Regions from separate parts of the Homo sapiens genome. Here region 2 is linked to region 1. The links are chromatin contacts, found by Hi-C in ENCODE. All regions are on one chromosome and are shown on one strand. The core of a region is the stretch at or near the end of the contact, and the rest is flanking DNA. Distances in the headings are between cores, read along the strand shown.

Region 1 (2,576 bases), core at 39-2,538:
TGTTATAGGGAGGAGGAATGCGGCTTTGACTTGCAGTGTCAGAGGTCCCTCAGACTGCAAGGTTTGTGGCAGACTGGAAAAGAGGGTCCTGGCCACATGGGAGGCTTCAGGAAAAGCTCCAAGCTCAGTTGAATATAAACCAGACAGTGCGTAAGTAAGGGGTTCAGACTGTAAGACCTTCTCTTCGGAAAGAAAAGAAATAGTAGGCCGGGTGTGGTGGCTCACGCCTGTAATCTCAACACTTTGGAGGCTGAGGAGGGTGGATCACCTGAGGTCAGGAGTTTGTGACCAGCCTGGGCAACACGGCAAAACCCCGTCTTACTAAAAATACAAAAATTAGCTGGGCGTGGTGGTGGGCGCCTGTAATCCCAGCTACTCAGGCACCTGAGGCATGAGGATCACTTAAACCCAGGAGGTGGAGGTTGCAGTGAACCGAGATTGTGCCACTCCAGCCTGGGTGACAAAGCGAGACACTGTCCAAAAAGGAAAAGAAAAGGAATAATGGGAATGACTTCCTTCAGTTATTTGGGCCACCCTTCTTGTTGTCTGCCCTGAGATTTCTTTCTCAAAACTACGCTGGGAGAAGAATGGTTCACACAGCCTTTTTCCCAGTTACCTCCTTTGGTTCAACCAAAGGAGGTAACTATAGTCATGGTCTTTCCAAGAACCCCGGCTCCACAATGTCCTCTGTGCACTCCCCGGCAAGTGACGGCAGAGTCTCTTTTTGAATTATGACCAGTTTGGGGAGGTGTCTCCTGGCTCTAGTCGTGTTTATTTTCAGAAGAAGTATGAGCGGGGCTGTTGAGGGGGTGGAAATTGGCCATTTCTACCTTTCTGGGGAGCGGGCCTGGAATATTGCTTATGTCTAAGGGTGTCTCCTTGGAATGTCTTGGTCACAAGCCTAGTTCTTTTTCTTTGGTAAATATTTTTGGAAAGTATTTTCTTTCAGCACTTTCCTCCTGCCTCCCTTCGCCCCCGTAAAACCACTGAGTGAGGGCCCTCCCAGGATGCCGTCTGAGTTTATTTTCCAGCCTAGATGCCACATGCGTCTTTTGTCTTTGGTAAAGCTGAAAGGAACATTTTGTCAATGAAAGTAGCTACTGTCTACAACTCATCCACAGGCCAAGAGGAGAAACGGAAAAATAGATGGCAATTACGCAATAAAAGCAGTGATGATGACCAACAACCACAGATTCAAGGTCACGTTACTGGGAGAGGGATAGCATTTCTGAGATTACGCTTGTTAGGGCCTTGCGCAGCTCTGTGTGCAAAGTTAGTCTTTCACCCCTAGAGGGCAGTCACGGCCCTCCTGAGGCACCAGTCCTTCAGGTCACCGTAGTGGTTCCATCTCTTCACCCATTTCACTTTTTGTTTTGCCTTCTCATGTTTTGAAAGGCTTTGCTAAATAAGCTTTGTTTACCAAGAAATAACAGATAGACTTTACAACACAACTGTGACTTTTGATCACTGTCCCTTCCAATGGGACTGTGACAATGGGCCTTCTGTTGATGCAATTCTAGCCAAAAATAAAACTTGCTTTGTGGTTGGTCTGCACTCCTGAGAGGGGTAGATATGATTGTCTTTTTAAGATATTGGTTAGATCTATTATATTTGCTGATGGGAAAATTTGACAAAAGCAAGTTATAAGCAATAAGTAACCTTTATATTTCAGTGGTAGAATTATGGGCATTTTTTAAAAAATTCTTCTAGACTTTTTCCTATTGATGAGATTGTGGGTGGATTTTTTAAAATCTAATTTGTAATTTATCCTTTTAAAAAACTATTTCTTATAATATATGCATGAATATCTTCTTTAATGTCATGGTTGAGTCCAGTCCCTTTTGATTACTTTCCCACTGCAACTGTAGTTTCTTCCACAGAGGTAACCAGTACTAGCAAGCTGCTGTGTGACTCTCCAGAAATATATCTAAAAATGTTCATCAATATTTAATAGTGTTTTGAATGTGCATCTGTGGTTAACATAATTGGTTTATGCTGTATATGCTATTGTACAACTTGCTTCATTCATTCATAGACACCATTCCATGCAAGTTCATACAAATATACATTATGCTTTCAATTTATTTTCAGAGACAGGGTCTCTCTCTGTTTCCCAGGCTGGAGTGCAGTGGCATGATCATAGCTCACTGTAGCCTTGAACTCCTGGGCTCCAGTGATCCTCCTGCCTCAACCTCCTGAAATGCTGAGATTACAGGTGTGAGCCACCATGTCTAGCCTATTTTGCTTTTAAAATGATGCATCTTTCCTAAGAAAACTTTTGAGATCTGATACTATCAAATATGTTATGTATTTTAAGACACACATTTAAACGTCTGTGAAATTGGGATGTGTCTTTATATCAGTGGCATCCTAAACTTGATGAAATAGAGTGTAAGACTCTCTTAACGTCAGTCTCCTATCTTATTTTGTTTTACACACAAAAGCAGTAGTTCTAAGGACCTTCCCTTGTGTTACTTAATCAGCTTATTTATCTTTATAATATTCTTGCAAGGAAAGCTGGAAACAGGTATCAGAAGCCTTGTCTTGTAACTATGGAAACAAAGACACACTCTTTC
Region 2 (2,576 bases), core at 36-2,535, 480 kb before region 1:
TTAGAAGAGTAGGATTAGGGATGGTGAGTAGGGAAATTAACCACATTTTATCTATACACTATCGTTATTCTTTTGGAATTTAAAAAAAAAATCATATAATGAAAGCTTGAGCTTAAGAAGGGAGGGAAGGAAAAAGCAAGGAGATGAGAGAGGAAAGAAAAAAAGGGCATCACTGTAACAGCACATAGGAAAACTTGAATCTGTTGTTCCTATTTTTACCAGTGAGTGCTGCTGTTGACCAATTTAATGGATAAAAGCAGTGAAATAAAATTGAAGAAAGCAACTCCAAACATCTGGCCCTTTGCTCACTATCAGACCCTTTCAGCTAGCAACACAGTTTAGTTCAGTTGGCTTTGTTTTGTTTCGTTTCTCTGATCCACTACTCATCTTTGAAAATTCTGCATCAGATAGTGATGGAATCAACTAGTCATATCTCTTTTCAAAAACAGAGGCAGCAACTGTGCTAGATGACAGCTTCACTTCTGGCAAGTACAGATGAGGATTCAGCACATCCGTCTCTACTTCAAGGAGCAACTCTCAGGGCACAGCAACTTAATTATCCAAGTCTCATTCCCAGAAAGTTCCCCGAATACCTCTGCTCCACCAGTCTTGGAAACTAAGGCCTCCTCTACTGTTGTTCACTATTATTCAAAGCATGAAACTGCATTTTCCAAGTTCTACTGCACCAATGAAATAGACCCAGCATGAAACATATAGGCAGTTCTAATAATGCCTCTTGCATACACACTTAAATGCACACACAGGGATGTCATGCAGTGCATAGCTTTGAAAAACGCACAACTGCTGCATTCCAGTATTTTGCCTCTACTTGCCATTAGATGCCACCAGCCCTATCTTGAAAAACAACAGAATAATAAGATTTAAAAGAGAAAAAACTGTGCCAGTTTGAACTTTCAAATACCCAAGGTTTTTATATTTTGCATAAGTAGCCATTCTTCTTAACTTGCCATGAAGAGGTCTTGAGCCTCTTGGGTCTCTAGATTCCTTTCTATTGACAGGCATTTTCTTACAACTTGCACATAAAGAATTGCAAAACATGGTTGTTTTTGCTTGCAAAATAATGATTTGTTACCATACTATTAATCCAGTACTAGTAAAATGAACTCAGGAACATGTATTTGTCTTTTCTCTGTTATGACACTCAAACCACCACCACCACCACCACGCTGTTAAGAAGAAAACAACTTGGAGAGCTCTTCAGCGATCATGGAGTTTTCTTTCATCCCAGACTTGAATCACAGTTGCGGAGGCCGGATTTCACAATCCCCCTCAGGGACTGCAAGTGCTGGCGCCAATCACAGCATTTCCCTGATTAGCAAACTGGCTTTAGACCCTTCAAAAACTTTCACATTTGAAATTTAACACATCTATATTTAGAACATGACTTGCAGGACATTTGCTGTACGCAAAATGGCAAAAGAAAAAAGGGCATTGGGACTATATTTGTTCATATAGAAATACAGAGATGATAACTCTAGGACCTCAAACAGAAGCAGAAACCTAGAAATTAGTGTCTCTAAAAAGAAGTTAGTGTGGGAGCTCGCAGAGCATCCACCATCTACGGTCTATTATTATTGGATGCATTTGGAATTAAGAAGTTTAATATCTTAAACCTACAAATACTGTGGCCAGGAAGTTAGTATATCTGCACGAGGACTTGGGTCTTGTATAAGAAATTCGAGAGTGAGAGAAATGAATCTGAATTTCATGCCTAGGACTGAAAGTGGGGTGCTGCTCCTCAGCTACAGCCATTTGTTGATTGGACAGACTAGGGACTTGGAATTTCCAGATTCTCCAGTTTTCCAAGAGAAGCGAGATATAGGGGTTTTGATGTGAAAGTTCCTAATTTTTAAAAAATATTGACCACTATTTCACATTTGTCAAAAACTGATTGTCCATGGGCCACATTCAGCCTGTGGCCTTGGGGTTTGCAACTTCAAGTAAGATGTTGAAATACTCAATGAAGTAGTAAAATTAGTGCCAGGTGATAAATGTGAAATTTTTAAAATTGTGGTAAAAAACAAATAAACAAACATGTTACATAAAATTTACCATTTTAACCATTTCTAAATATACAGTTCATTGATGTTAATTACATTCACATTGTTGTGCAAGAGATCTCCAGAACTTTTTCATCTCGCAAAACTGAAGCTCTATACCCATTAAATACCAACTCCCCTTTTCCCACTACCCCCTCCCCCTAGCAACCACCATTGTACTTTCTGTCTCTATGAGTTTGACTCCTCTACATACCTCATGTAAGTGGATTCATACAGTATTTACCTTCTTGTCACTGGCTTACTTAACTTACTATAAGTGGATTCATACAGTATTTACCTTCTTGTCACTGGCTTACTTAACTTACTATAATGTCCTAAAGATTCATCTATGTTGTAGCATGGCATATGACAGGATTTCCTCCCTTTTTAAGGCTGAATAATACTCCATTGTATGTATGCAGCACATTCTGTTTATCCATTCACCTGCTGATGGACATTTGGGTTGCTTCCACTCTTGGCTATTGTGACTAGCACTGCTATGAACATGGATGTGCA

Evidence for each region. Hi-C counts contacts between places; a loop is a spot of excess contacts on that map. Pooled maps may share reads with other maps.
Region 2: a map of IMR-90 shows a loop between it and region 1 (15-fold over the local background). The contact joins two enhancer-like sites. A Hi-C loop is called at or near these places in 1 of 168 maps with a recorded cell type or tissue (IMR-90) and 5 of 50 pooled maps.

Annotation. Positions count from the first base shown.
Region 1 is chr3:69,305,268-69,307,843 of GRCh38, reverse strand. All of the region lies in intron 3 of FRMD4B (FERM domain containing 4B), which reads left to right. Among named protein-coding and RNA genes, the nearest start is that of FRMD4B, 80 kb to the left of the region's middle. Within about 2 kb of position 1,288, at least 15 of the 41 ENCODE cell types and tissues checked have a DNase peak (open chromatin) inside an H3K27ac peak, as active enhancers do.
Region 2 is chr3:69,789,965-69,792,540 of GRCh38, reverse strand. The region is part of intron 1 of MITF (melanocyte inducing transcription factor); the gene reads right to left. Among named protein-coding and RNA genes, the nearest start is that of MITF, 52 kb to the right of the region's middle. Within about 2 kb of position 1,285, at least 12 of the 41 ENCODE cell types and tissues checked have a DNase peak (open chromatin) inside an H3K27ac peak, as active enhancers do.